2 separate regions of the Homo sapiens genome follow, and region 2 is linked to region 1. A link is a contact called in ENCODE Hi-C or POLR2A ChIA-PET data. All regions are on one chromosome and are shown on one strand. Each heading gives the region's core, a stretch centred on a gene start or an enhancer-like site at or near the end of the contact. The rest is flanking DNA. Distances are from core to core; before and after follow the strand shown.

The links. A loop is a pair of places that touch in the nucleus more often than their neighbours do. ChIA-PET counts read pairs that join two places held with the same protein, here RNA polymerase II (POLR2A). Pooled maps may share reads with other maps.
Region 2: a loop to region 1 is called in a pooled map, with 2.7 times the contacts of the local background. The contact joins the enhancer-like site here to the promoter of GAR1-DT in region 1. A Hi-C loop is called at or near these places in 4 of 50 pooled maps. POLR2A ChIA-PET finds 5 or more read pairs at or near these places in 2 of 52 experiments (activated naive CD4-positive, alpha-beta T cell and common myeloid progenitor, CD34-positive).

Annotation. Positions count from the first base shown.
Region 1 is chr4:109,812,449-109,819,999 of GRCh38, reverse strand. It overlaps GAR1-DT (GAR1 divergent transcript), which reads left to right and starts at 4,618. Exons shown (of 2, transcript NR_186620.1): 1 at 4,618-5,169; 2 at 6,400-7,081. GAR1 (GAR1 ribonucleoprotein) reads right to left here and starts at 4,238. Exons shown (of 7, transcript NM_018983.4): 1 at 4,196-4,238; 2 at 3,622-3,847; 3 at 1,910-2,064; 4 at 940-999. The coding sequence starts at 3,835. RefSeq lists enhancers at 3,493-3,562, 3,733-3,782, 4,133-4,182, 4,193-4,592, 4,763-4,862.
Region 2 is chr4:108,116,100-108,123,650 of GRCh38, reverse strand. The region is part of intron 3 of LEF1 (lymphoid enhancer binding factor 1); the gene reads left to right. Among named protein-coding and RNA genes, the nearest start is that of LEF1-AS1, 48 kb to the left of the region's middle. RefSeq lists enhancers at 4,922-5,201, 5,769-6,278, 6,873-7,032 and a silencer at 6,613-6,682. Within about 2 kb of position 4,955, at least 5 of the 41 ENCODE cell types and tissues checked have a DNase peak (open chromatin) inside an H3K27ac peak, as active enhancers do.

The DNA.
Region 1 (7,551 bases), core at 3,369-5,868:
CATTATTCAAAAATAAAACACAATTGAAACTAAGGTCTAAACTCTTTCCTGTCACCTGAAGGCTTAAGTTAATCAAGCCCCCTCCTACCTCTCTGGTCTTAATTCACAACTTTCCCCACCTCTCCTAAATGTTTCATTCCTAACCTATATGTCTGCCTTTTTGTATCCTTTCAGTTGCCTGCTCTCAGAGACTGCACATACTGTTTTCTCTACTTGGAATGCACTTTCCTCTTCCTCTTTGACTAGCTCAGCAGCTCTCAAGTGTTTGACTAACTACATCAAAATTATCCAAGTGCTTTTCCTTTTTAAAATTGAATCCTGGACGCTACTTAAGAGCTCCTAGGTCAAATTTCCAGAAGTGGAAACTAGAGATACATCTTCTTAAAAGCTCCCCAAGATAACTCTGACATGCAACCAGGTGTGGAAATCACTGTTAGTCAACAATCAGGCCTCAGCTTCAAGCTCACTTTTTCAGGAAACACTACAGACTTAAAAAGCTGGTGGCACTACAAAGCTTCTCATGGCAACCTGTATTTTTCCTTCATAGCATATATCATGTTATTGAAGTTCTTGTGAAATCACTTAGTACCTACCGCCTCTCAAATAACGTAAGTTTTACAAATTAAGATTCTACCTAGAATGTTTGGTCATGAAAGCTTTTCAATAAGAGAGTTTTACATAAACAAAAAACTCTTACTCTAGCAGTTTACAGATTTTGGTAATATGAGCAAAAGTTGTAATTTTTACTTTCTAAAGGCTGTATCAAATAAATCACTTTTAAAGATTAGTGTGTTCAATATTTATAGCATGGAACATTTCAATTTAAGAGCTTTACTAGTGATATGTTGGGAAAGTCTCAAGTGCTCCAAGTAGGACTTTCCTAAGATAGGTCGTTCCCTTATAAAACCAAGGATCCCAAGTATCATAAGTTTGACTCACCTTCTGTAGTTTTTTAAAGGATGAAGCCTTCATGTTTTCTGACAACTTAACTGAAAAATACTATTATTTTCATTAAGGAACAAATGAGCAATTAAGATGAAAGATGATATCAAATGTTCTGAATTCATGTATAATTTCAAAAACAAGGTTAGAATGTATGGATATATATAGGAAAGATAAGAAATGAATTTCCAGGGGCTGGGCGTGGTGGCTCACACCTGCAAACCCAGCACTTCGGGGGGCCAAGGCGGATGGATCACTTGAGGCCAGGAGTTTGAGACCATCCTGGCCAACATGGTGAAACCCCACCTCCACCAAAAATACAAAAATCAGCCGGGCATGGTGGCGCTCACCTGTAATCTCAGCTACTTGAAAGGCTGAGGCACGAGAATTGCTCGAACCCAGGAGGCGGAGGTTGTAGTGAGATGAGATCGTGCCACTGCACTCCACCCTGGGCAACAGAGTGAGTCTCTGTCAAAAAAAAAAAAAAAAAGGAAAAAAGAAAGGAAGGAAGGGAGGAAGGGAGGGAGGGAAGAAGGCAGGGAAAGAGCAAGAGAGAGAAAGAAAGAGAGAGAGAAAGAGAGAGAAAGAAAGAAAGAGAGAAAGAGAAAAAGAGAGAGAGAGAAAGGAAGGAAGGAGTTTCCAGAGTAGTGGGGGCACCAAACAACTTCTAATTCTACATTTCCAGTGGCACCACTACATCCAAATCAGCCAACTTAATCCTGTAGTACTTATCCAAATGGCCATCATTAATAGAATTTTCCAAAAAAAAAGTCACCGTTCTAGGGTCTGTCATTTTAATATCTATGGATGAATACATTCTCCCCTTGATTCTCCTTCATGGTCCAATCTGTAGCAATCCTGTCTAATTTAATGAAGCAACAACTTTAATTTATACTTAACTGCCTCCTCAGAAAAATGCAAATAGCAACCTTTGAATATTATCAGGCCTTCCAATGAAAAAGGATACAAAATCTCTGAGTTGTCCAAATATTTCATCCACTTTTCCAATTTGTTCTTTGTTTTCTAAGTAAACAGGAGCATTGAAATAAGGCACCTTATTTTCATCTGTGGTACATTTACAAACTATGTCATCTTCACAGGGATGCAGGAACTCTCCTAATACTGAAACAGGACAAGAAAATGTTAAAACATAGAACTATTTCAAACGATACTGACCAACTGCTTCTGGAAGCTTTCTTTTTGGCTACCTGGGACTTCACCATAACTGCTCTCCTCTGAGGCAGAAGACCACAGTCTTAGGACTTCCTGGGCTGGTATACCAACTCCACAACACACTAGCTATTTGACCTAGGAGAAGTTACCCACCCTCTCTCTAATTCAGTGTCTCATTTTTAGTATGCACTAATAACATATAATGTATAGCTATACCTAATATACAGTAATGTAAGCACTCAATGGAATAACAAATGTCAAGTGCTTAGAACAGTGCCTGGCACACTGACACCATTCAACCTGTAACAGTTATGTTATTACAACTTATTATCTGATTCAAAACTCTGCTTCATTCTCTTGGTTCTCCCTTTTCTTCAATGCCTAACAGAATCAGCCTTCATTCTTTTTTTTTTTCTCTTGCCTTAGAACTTTTCCATTCCCACTACCACCTCTTTAACAATGATTCATTGTTTTCAAGGACATCTGGAATCTCAAAATAACTACCTTTATTTCTAACTAGACTGTCACCCCAAACTAAAATACCACATTCCTGCAAAACCAAGTCTTCATTCCTATCACCCAAGCTCAAAACCTGGAACCCTTTATTATCAGCATTAGCTAAGTTCTACCGATTTTGTTTCCTTTGAAATCTCTCTCCTATCTAACCCTTCCTTTTTTTTCCTCACTGTCACCATCCTGATTCAGGCTCTCAAGGTCTCATGTATGGACTGGTACAACAGCTTGTGGGCTGGGACCTTTTATTCTAGAAACTGCTCCTTTCAAACCATCCTGCATACTCATCCAAGCCATTCTTAGTTAGACACTACTCACCCTCTCTCCTCTTTAATGTAGTAAGTTTCACTTTCTGTGACTTCCATTCCCATCTCATTGTTAATTACTCTAAAACTACCCTAAATAGGTGTTTTTCTAGATTTCCTCTCTGGCAGTTTCCCTCTCAAGCAAATTGTTTTCTCACTTATCTACTTTTGAGTAGTAACAGAAAGCATGGGCTTTGGAGTCAGAATACTTGGCTTTGTATTTCTTTCTTTTCTGTACAGACAGGGTCTCCTGCTTTATTATCCAGGCTGGTCTCTAACTCCCGGCTTCAAAAGATCCTCCCGTCTTAGCTTCCCAAAGTGTTGGGATTACAGGCGTGAGCCACCGCACCCAGCCTGTATTTCAGCTATATCACTAATTGATCACTTATCACTAACCTTATGACCCCAGCAAAAAAACTTAACTCTAAATCATAGTTTTCTCATCTGTAAAATCGGGGAATTAGGCATAAGTACTCACGATTACCTATTTAATATCTTCCTGTCAACCCTCAAGTTCCACCTCCAAGATGCATTCTAAGTATCCCTCAGCTTTCTTGATCTCCCCACTCCACCCTTACATGCTACATTCTCCACACAGGCTTGTGTATCCCAAACTTGCTGCCTAACAACACAAACCCCCAACCCACACCTACTCCTTCAAATAAGCTAAATACTGAAGACTGCATACAGACTACACGTTCTGGAGGTCCTTGGTCTTGGCCTTTGTTAAAGCCTCCGCGGCCACCCCCTCGTCCAAATCCTCCCCTGCCGCCGCCTCTGAAATTGCCGCCGCCTCCACCGCCGCCTCCACCTCGGAAGTGGTTGCTGCTGCCACCTCGGTTGAAGCCGCCACCTCCACCACCTCGATTAAAGCCTCCACGACCTCCGCCTCGAAAAGACATTCTCTCTCCTCCCTGATGAAAAAAAAACGACCTATGTCTTCTGATCACTGTAGCCTCTGAGTATACTCCAACCCCTCGGAGCTGCGGTGAGAACACCATAAAGGAGACAAAAGCAGCCCTGTCACCTCACCCACGGTCAGACAGCCAGTGACCACCAACCTGATGGGTGAAGAGTTTACTTCTCCATGGTCTCGTGAGCGCCGACCGACCACACACCACCCTTGCCGCCCCATGATTAGTATCTCCTCCCCCTACAGACAGCAAGGTCTTCGCACCGCATCCCCTTCCTTCCTCCCTCCCTCCGGCAGTTGGGTTCCACGTCCAGCATTTTCAAATCCTCCGGCTTCTACGGCCACTCACCGGCGCCACGTGCCCCTCTGGCCCTGGCCTTGCGCACACACCCACCCGCGGGGTACTTCCGCCGCGCTGGAACCTCCTCGGTTACCGTACCGCCACAGAGTTTTTTAAAGACCAGAAACTTGAATAACTGGTTTGCCAAAAAAAAAAGCCAATCACCCGCGGAACAAGCAACACTGGTTCCAAAACAGCCTTTAGCGCTGGAAAAGTGGCAATAATAGATAACCTTAACCACTAATTTACAACAGAGAGGCCAACTTGCCTGACGCTGAGCCGTGGAAGTGACGTATAACAGCGGCGTCCTTTGCAGCACGACGTCCCGGAAGTGCTGCGGCAATGTTGCTCTTGGAGATAGCTGGCGTTAGGGATCCGCCTTCTCTCCCAGAGGCGGGGCAGGTTTCTGTTTGGTTGCCGCCCTAACGGCCAGAACTAAAGCACCTTGCAAGGAATGAAGTTGGTTCTTGAAGTCCGTGCTGACTGGCTGGGCGCATTTGCGCATTTGCTTCTCTGGCTGCAAAATGGCCCGCAACAGCACTCACTAATTTGTTGCTAACTTCAGGAACTGTGCGGACAGGTCTCTGAGGCTTCTGAGCCGCGCTATGTCCAGTAGATCTGGGCGCCTCAGAACCTGTCACAGCCGACGGAAGCGTTTATCTGAGTTTCTTGTTTCTTCCCAACCTTTTGATTTTCGCACCATTACGCGCTCAACTATGCCTCTTCTTTTGTCCTATGGTCTCAACTAATTAAAGGAAGAAAAGCAATGCATGTGTGTGTGTAATTTTAAAGAAACTATGCTGTCTTATAGAAAACCAAACCATCATTTTTATCTTTTGTACCAGGTATTCAAGTATGTTTTGAGCACCGACGGGCTGTGAACTGGACTGTGCTGAAAGCTCCTCTCCCTCTTCTCTCTTTAAGCCCTTTATATTTGACATCAGCTTCCCCCACATTCTCCAAAGCTTCTCTCACAAATAAAGGTAATGACTTCCCATTTATTAAATTTGGTTGGAGTCTTTTACACCCAAACCCTCTGAGACCTTACCTTGATATTTGATCTCGTGTTTAGAAGAGGGTGGAACTTGGTACCTATCTAATTCAGAGGGTTATTGTAAATGGGATTTTAAAATACCTTTGTAGGCGGGGCGTGGTGGCTCACGCCTGTAATCCCAGCACTTTGGGAGGCCAAGGCAGATGGATCACTTGAGATCAGGAGTTCGAGACCAGCCTGGCCAATACGGTGAAACCCCTTCTCTACTAAAAATACAAAAATCAGCCGGGCATGGTGGCACACGCCTGTAATCGCAGCTACTCGGGAGGCTGAGGCAGGAGAATCGCTTGAACCCGGGAGGCGGAGGTTGCCGTGAGCCGAGATCACGCCACTGCACTCCAGCCTGGACGACAGAGCAAGGCTTGGTCTCAAAACAAACAAAAAACAAAATAAGTGAGAGAGGAAACTTTACTTGTTCTTTTTCTTTTAGTTTAGTAAATGCTGCAATTTGATTTTAACGAATGTTGGTCTTTTTATGGGCCTATATAAGTGTATTATTTTTGAAACAAAAAATGAAAATTACCTATTTAGTATGAAACCTTTGCTTATCTTTTGCTGTGTATTTGCTCAATTCTGAATTGAACTTGAGATTGTCACACACAGATTGCATTTTCAACTGAAATGAGATGATTTTTGTCTTTACTCTTAAAACTTAGTGAGAAAAAGCTTGCTTGAACAAGAAGTTTTAAAGTATGTCAAAATGTTTATTACTTTCTTAAAAATGTCAAGCTGCTCTTCTTTCTCAGAAATCCAAAACTTGTAGAAGCACAGATCAGGCCAGGTGCTGTGGCTGACGCCTGTAATCCCAGCATTTTGGGAGGCTGAGGCAGGCAGATCACCTGTGGTCAGGAGTTCAAGACCAGCCTGGCCAACATGGTGAAACCCTGTCTCTACTAAAAATACAAAACTTAGCCGGGCGTGGTGGCGGGCGCCTGTAATCCTAGCTATTTGGGAGGCTGAGGCAGGAGAATCGCTTGAACCCGGGAGGCGGAGATTGCAGTGAGCCAAGATTGCGCCACTGCATTCCAGCCTGGGCAACAGAGCAAGACTCCGTCTCAAAAAAAAAAAAAAAAAAAAAAAGAAGGAGAAACACAAATAAGTACATTTCATCTTATATCTACAGTCATACATTCACAAAGTTCTTCCTCTTTTCTCAAAGCCAGGTGCTCAGGCTGAGAAGATTCAAGGAAAGGGTTCCTCACGTAGTTATACAGTTGTGTTCCAGGGGAAGGAAAATATTGTTCGGTTTTGTTCTGCAATTCCCCACGGTGGTTTTCGGTAAGACTTGAGACTTCCTTATTCTAAAGTCCAAGCAGCAGTGGAAACATTTCAAGATCCCTTTTTGCAATATAACTTTTCCAAAGATTCAATATTTATTTAAACCCAAAAATCTTGTCACTCGAAGTAAAACGATTTTCTCCAGGGCCTGAAGATCCTTGTTCAACTAGTTCATGTGATGAAAATGTCTGTTAAGTAGGTGATATGGTTTGGATGTTTGTTCCCTCCAAATCTCATGCTGAAATTTGATTCCCAGTGTCGTAGATGGGACCTCGTGGGAGGTGATTGGATCATGGGGGCAGAATTCTCATGAATGGCTTAGCACCATCCCCTTGGTGATAAGTGAGTTTTCACTCAGTTCACTTGAGATGTGGTTGTTTTAAGAGTCTGTGACCTCTTCTATTTCTCTCTTGCTCCCACTCTTGCCATGTGACATGCTGGCTCCCCATCACCTTCCGCCATGATTGTAAGCTTCTAGAGACCTCACCAGAAACTGATGCCAGCACCATGCTTCCTGTAAAGCCTCCAGAACCATAAGCCAATTAAACCTCTTTCTTTATAAATTACCTAGCCTTGGGCATTTCTTTACAGCAATGCAAAAAAAAACAAAAATGCTGGTTTCCACAGCCATTCTTTATCTTCAAAGAATTTGGTAAAATCTGGGCTACTGTTTTCTTGAATGTATTTCTGTGATTCACTTTCTAGGTCAAGCGTCCTGTTAAGGAGCAGAATCTGTATTACCTTCTCTCACTCCAATCCGTAGTGTCAATAAACATTATTTTGTGTAATTTCTGTAGGTCAGAAATTAAGGAGCAGCTTAGCTGGATGATTTTGACCCAGGGTCTCTCATAAGGTTGCAGTCAAGGTATCACCTGGGGCTGCAGTCCACTGAAGACTTGACTAGGGCTGGAGGATCCTTTTCTGAGGGAGCTCACTGACATGCCTAGCAAGCTGATGCTGCCTACTGCCAGCCCCAGTTCCTTGCCATACAGACCTCTTTACAGGGTGCTTGAGTACTGACATGACATGCCAG
Region 2 (7,551 bases), core at 3,706-6,205, 1.7 Mb after region 1:
ACACATATCCAATCTGTAAAGTTTTTTCCCCAAAATATACATTTTGAATGCATCCATGAGCGGACTGAAAGTTAAGGGTACTCAGAAAGCAGTAAATGGACCATTAAAGCTGGCTGTTGTAGAATGTGATGAACCAGGCTTCAGATTCTATCTTGTAGGGTACGCAGGATAAAAAGTAGACTAATAGGTTTAAAAAAAAAAAAAAAAAAAAAAAAAAACCAACCCTAGCAGAAAGCTGGGGTCCCAAAGGCTATATCTTTAGAGTAAAGGCAAACTAGAAATAAACCTACCTTCCCAGGGAACTGCAGTGAAAATTTCTTGTCTCAAGTGCTGTCACTGACTAGAAGAAGAAAAATGCTGTCCTGAGAATTATAACTGCAGCTGGCTTTCATGCAGGTTTGCAGTCTTAGTTCATATTATCAAGGGTGACCGAAGGACCCCAAGCTGAGAATTTCCTCAACAGAGATCTGGTTTTGTAATGCTCCACAGCATATGGCAGAAGTGAAGACAGATTCATTCTGGAAGCACATACTATATAGGCCTCAAGTAATTTCTGCAGATAAACTTAAAAGAAATGGACACTTACAGTAAAGAAAAAGAAAAAAGAATAGAAAATCACAACACACAGGAAACATGGCCCCATGAGCCAAAGTCAACATATGCAGTTGAGTCAGACAAAAATCTTTAAATCTGTGTTGTCGTAAGTGTTATCCAACATGGTAGTTACTACATGCATGTGACTGTTGAGCACTTAATTAGTGTAACTGAGAAACTGAATATTTACTTTTATTTAATATTAAGTTAAATAGCTACATAGCTGATGACTATTCCATTGGGCAGTGCAGCTTTAGAAAATAGAATTATTGGCTGGGCATGGTGGCTCACACCTTTATTCTCAGCACTTTAGGAGGCCAAGGTCGGAGGATTGCTTGAGTCCAGGATTTCGAGACCAGCCTGGGCAACATAGTGGGACCCCATGTCTACAAAAAATAAAAATAAAAATAAATTAGCTGGGCATGGTGGTGCACGCTTGTAGTCCCAGCTACTCAAGAGGCTGAGGTAGAAGGATCACTTGAGCCCAAGAGGTCGAGGCTGCAGTGAGGCTGCAGTGAACCACTGCACTCCAGCCTGGGTGACAAAGTGAGACTCTGTCTCAAAAACAAAAACAAAAATGAATGGGTGGTAACAGCAGATTAGACCTGACTAAATTAATGAAACGAGGGATCTGAAGAAATTATGCAGAATTATAGAGACCAAAAGGAAAATTATGAAAGGTATGAAAAAAATACGCCATGATCAACCCAGAATAAGCTGATGGAACTATGATAATAACAGATAAAGGAAGATATAATTCTGAATCATTATGCATATAATAATGTAACTTTAAGATCTATAAAGGAAAAATGGACCAGAACCACAAAGACAAATCTACTTTCTAGTAAGAGATTTCAACTTATCTCTATCAGTAGTTAGTAAATCAGCAGGAGCCCCCTACCACCTTAAAAAAGTAAATAGGCTATAAAAGATTTGAACAACCATTAAGATTGATCAAATGGGTTATATGAGCTGCTATATCCAACAACTCTAGAATATAAAATATTGGGCCATGAATAGTGTGTTAAAAAACTTCAAAGGATTAGTTGTGACACAGACCATATTCTCTGCTCAGAAAACCATTAATTTAGAAGGAAACAACTAGAAAAACCCTTATTTATCAATAAGGAAAACTCTTCAAAGGTCAAAGAAAAGATTTCAGGACTGAATGGTAATAAAAAGTTTACATATCAAAACCAGTGATGTGCAGCCAACAGGTACTTAGAGGAAAGTTATGGCATTAAGTAGTTATACCAGCAAATAAAGACTAAAAGGTGCAGTAAAAATGTGGTGGATCAAAGAGAATGAATGAGGCATGAAGAATGATTGTAGCACAGTGCAGGCAGGGACTAGTGGCCTTTGCTGCTAGCAGTCCTTTGGCCCCTGTATTTTTGGAGAGTGCTCATTGACATTGTTAGGTGTGAGTTTTTTAAGATCTTGGCCAGAAAATGTTATCCAAGTTATTGGCAATAACTGGTCTAGCAAGTAAGAACATGAAAGTGACAACTCTGTAATGCCCGAAATACTGAGGTGTAATTGGCTTGTGCATTGGTATCTGTATTTTTCCTCAAGAGTTAAAAAATTCAGCTCCTTTTGTTGAGTATATCAGTAGCAGCAGCATTGGTTTAGTAGGTAGATTCTCAGAGTGTAGTGTCTGTACCTCTGGGGTCCCTGAGACATTTTTAGGGGGTCCATGAGATCAAAACTCTTTTCACAATAATACTGTTATTTTTTGCCATTTTCACTGTGTAGACATTTGCACTTGTATGAAAACAATGCTGGGAAAACTGCTCATCACTTAGCACAAATCATGGCCTGGCACCAACTGTAGTAGAAGTTCTTTAGTTACTATATTCATCACCATGGACTCTCAGTTAAAAAATGCTAGTGTCACTTAATAAAGCAGTAGAAGTTATTAATTTTGTTAAACCTAGGCCCTTAAGCACATGTGTCTTTTTAATATTCTAGTGATGAGATGGGAAGTACATATAAAGCACTTTTACAATGTGGCAAAGTGCCATGGTTGTCTCGAAAACACCAGTATGATTGAGTTTTTACTTTGCAGAATGATTGACAGGTCAGCTGTGGCTCTTCAGACTTGGTTATTTGGTAGACTTGGTTATCAAAAGTAAGTGAAATGAGCCTATTGTTTTAAGGAAAACAGTTATCAAGTACAAAATTCAAGCTTTCAAATACAAATTAGAATTTTGGAAATCTTGTATTCCGCAACATAAGCTTGACAGCTTTCCTATCCTTTAATGTCTCTTCTGATGAGTTCAGTGGTGATATTGACAAATGTGATTGTGGTATTATATAATGAAACAGGTAAACATTGGGAAAATCTACATGACTCAGTAACCCAACATTTTTCAGATGATCAGTGTTTGTTGCAAAATCACATGTGGATGAGAGATTCAAAGTGTAGGACTTTGATAGATTAATGGATTTCAATGTAACAGAGTAGGAAAAGTTCACTGATGGTTTCAGATTCCACATTGCAGCTGACCTTTAAAAAATTACTGCTTTGTCCATTGTATCAAAGAAGAATATTCATAATTATCTTAAAAAGCTATTAAAATAATTCTTTCCTTTCCAGTTATATATCTGTGTGAGGCTAGAATTTCTACATATACTTCACAGCAAATTTTATGCAGAAGCAGACATGAAAATTTAGTTGTCTTCTATTAAGCCAGATGTTAAAGAGGTTTTCAAAAACATAAAATGGTGGCTGGACACAGTAGCTCATGCACATAATCCTAGTACTTTGGGAGGCTGAGGCAGGAGGACTGCTTGAGTCCAGGAGTTTGAGACCAGCCTGGGCAACAAAGCGAGACCCCATCTCTACAAAATATAAAGAATTATCTGGGGGTGGTGGCACATACCTGTAGTCCCAGCTTCTTGGGAGGTTGAGGCAGGAGGGTTCCTTGAGCCCAGGAGTTCAAGGCTACATTGAGCCGTGATCACACCACTGCACTCCAGCCTGGGTGTCAGAGTGAGACCCTTCTTTTAAATATATACATACATACACACACACACACACACACACACACACACACACACACATATATAAAATATACACATATAATGGTACAACTTCCTATAAAAATATTTATGTTCACATGTAACAATTTAAACAGATTGTTTTTTAAGCAAATTAATAAATATTTTTTAATTTTCTCAGTTTCAGTTTCCAATATGATAAATATTGATAGATATAATCCATATAAACAAAAGCTCCCTGGGTGTCCTCAGTAATTTTCAAGATTATAAATGGATGCTGAAACCAAAAGTTGGAGAACCACCAGTTTACTAAGTCAAACTTTTAGGCCGCCTTATAGGAAAGACTTGAGGCTACCAAATGCACAGGTACATATGTGTTTCTTTTTGTAATGAAGGCTATCGTGATGGGGCAGATCATTCAACATACTCCCAAACAGGCCACATCCTGAAACTGGCAAAGACCTTCACACCTTTTATTGAGGGTTTTTTATTTTAATCTTTTGCCTTACAGTGGGACTTCCTGAAAAGTGTGGTGATTCTCAGTATTTCATTTTGTACATTACCATAATACTCTTACATGACATTTTGAGCATCATAAATCTGAACTCTATTATTAGGTTCAATATGTAATATGGACTCAGAAATTTCTTGAATGAAAATTTATGATGAGAATTAGTCATATCCCTAGGGTTTAGTCAGTGAAAACAAAACCTCAGTGTGTGCATTTAAAGGTGATCAGGAATAGAAATTATCTATTCTAAATGAAAGGAAAAAAGATAGAAAATTTCCCCATTTTAACAGAAAACAAAGACAAATGATTTAGAACCCAAGGACTGACTTTTCTCCTCAATATGTGATTTTCCATCACCTGATGTTGAACTTTTATCTCGTATGTGGGAGTTAGCTTTCAGTTCTACACTTATAATCTGTATAGCTGACCTGCTTGAAAGGCAAAGAAATTGAAAAAAAATGTTTTTTAAAAAATCTTATTTTCATGTGTTTTTCTTTGGTGTAAGTTGCTTGACTGTATTTCATCACAAATCATGTACTGTGCGGTATAGTTCCCTCACAAGGATGCATGATGTTGAATATACACAAAAAAATCTTTGTTTGAAAAAAAAATAGTTAGAAAGTTGGTGCTTTAACCAAAAAGAAGCTCAAGAATAGATTAGACCGTAACAACAAATTATGTAAAACAAAACCCAGAAAACAGGTCTGGTGGACGTTGTGTGTTATACTGTCTCATTAAAGAAAATGAGTCAAGATTGATCTAATTAACCACACAGGTTCAGTACATTTTACCTACTCGAGCAGGCTGCAGTGGCCATCTCCTGCCACAGCTGTTTGTTTAAATTGTTCACATGAGTCATACTGAGAAAGAGCCTTTAAAAAAAATAGGTAAACAAACTATTTGAAATCTCTGTCTTCTACCTGACAATCATCTAAGAGAAGCATTGTAATTATGTACTTGGGAGAGTCCCTGGCCTAAGGCCTTTCTAAACCTGAGGTGGCCTTACATAGATATTTAGAAGTAATGTCTTTTCACATGTCATTCATTGGGTGTATAGTGTTTTATGCAGTCTTTTACCTTCATGTTAGTTTAACTATAGCATGACAATTCACAGTTCGCATTAAGCCTAAGTTTCGCACTCAAAATCATTTTTGTATAAAATGTATGGAACTTGACTGTTGACAAATCGATCTGTTGAGTATTTTTATGTCACTGTTTAGCAAATGCAGAAATGTAGATTTGTGAAAAGATGACTAGAGATGAAAGCATGAATTCTTTGCCACCTTCCAAGTTAGCAGTAAGTATTAATAAGCTCATCTTTTAGAAAACAATGCAATGGAAATAAAAATAATTATTTGTTCTTGTGGTATGCTTAAAAGGATCATGGACTTTGGTGAAAGATCTGGATTTGACTCCTACCTCTACTACTTGTTAGCTGTGGGATCTTATGCAACTCATTTAGTCTAAGCCTCGTCACTCCCCACTCCCTACTCCCTAAAATGGAAATAATGATAGCAATCTCACAGAGTAGTCATTGGGACTGAACATTTATTTAGCATAGTACTTGGCTCATAATGACTGCCCCAAATGCTAGTAATAGTAATTGTGGCTGTTATCACTGCTAATATTAAGTTATATTTCACAAGTGCTAATTAAGTCCTGTTATCTTCCTGAGCCTTGGTTTTCTTATCTCTAAAATGGGGACTTGGGAGGTGATCTCTAAGATTCTTCCAGTCAGACCTTTCCAGTCACCCTGCAGAGGCTGGCGAGCTGCCCATTGCTGGGACCCTTCACGCCCACCCTGATCCCCTCCCTGCTCTTCCTCCCCCTCCCCGCAAAGCTTCTCTCTGGCCAGTTCTGCTCAGCAGGAGGTCGTTTGATCAAAGCCCTGGGAAAGGTCAGACATTCCTGGAGTGGTGACACTCAGCCGGCTGCAAGAGCTGCCCTTACAGAACCTTGTACTGCAGAAGCTGTAGCTCAAATGGAGAGGCTTTTCTAGGAGCCATTTTCTGAGCACTGTGGCGTAGCCCAGCTGGGAAGAAAGTTACTGAAGAACACCTGTTTGGGGGTGGCTGTCAAAAGCTTTGTTATGCTTTCATTTTCTTTTGGGATGTGCAAATGGTGGGAATAGAAAGGTGGAGGTTGAATCTTGTCATAAAGATGCTAACAAGTGGTAAATTACACTATAGTTAAACCGTGCAACCATTAAAAATTCTGTTAAAATATTTAATCACGGTAAAATATTTACAACATGTCGAGTAAATTAGATTATAAAATAATATCAGGGTTTTTTTTAAAAAATGTTTATATGTGAAGGTATAATGGAGAAAAATTAGGAAGAAATTTATCTCTAAGTTTTTTTCTGGGTGGCAGTATTAGGTAATTTTTGTTTAGATTTTCTAAATGTTTTACATGGGTTGATTCTAATGAGGAGAAACAAAAGAAATAAAATCAAAGAAAGAACCTTAATTGCTTATCAGATGAAAAGGCTAACCTCTTCACAGAAAAGAGGATGTGTGAATGTGAATTGTGTACAGTGATGTCTCACAGTGAGGGCACTCTGTGTCACACGTTGCCACCTTTGGCATCTTGTGGGCTTGAAGCTATAGAATGTGACCAGTCTCTTTACTTGTGGGCACTTACACAGTGCTTATGATGTGCCCAGCACTGTTCTTGGCACTCTAATACTAACTTATTGAATCCTCTCCACAACTTGCTGAAGCAGATCCTATTATCCTTACCTTACAGGAAACTGAGAGACAGGGATGTGAAAACACACAGGGCACACAGCCAGTGAGAAGCAAAGCCAAGATTCACACCCAGGTTCACCAGGCCCCAGAATCCAGGCTCCCACCACATACTGTTCCACTTTGCCCTGAAGTAAGACTCTTGACAGCCCTCAGGGCAAACAGCTCTCAAGTTGGATTTTATGTGTGTGGCCATCATGAGGGTTAATTGGGGTGTACTGTACTCTAGTGTGGTTCAGAAGTGGACTCGGAGGGCTCTTTGGTCCCTTCTTTTTGTTTGAGACAGTCTTGCTCTGTTGCCTAGGTTGGGGTACAGTGGTGCAATCACAGCTTGCTGCAGCCTCTACCTCCTGGGCGCAAGCAGTCCTCCCACCCCAGCCTGTCAAGTAGCTGGGACCACAGGCATGTGCCACCACGCCCAGCTAACTTTTCTATTTTTTTGTAGAGATGGAGTTTCACCGTGTTGCCCAGGCTGGTCTTGAACTCCTGGGTTCAAGCAGTCCTCTCACCTCGGCCTCCCAAAGTGCTGGGATTACAGGTGTGAGCCACTGTGCCTGGCCTGCACCCTTTTTTCTTGCTTACTGTTTCTCTTTCCTGTCAGCTGAGTCCAGCTCATGTCCCCCTGCCCTTTTCACTGTTTGAGTTCCAAGCCAACTCCCACACAGCTACCTTGATCAGATTTGACTCTCTTATTTTACC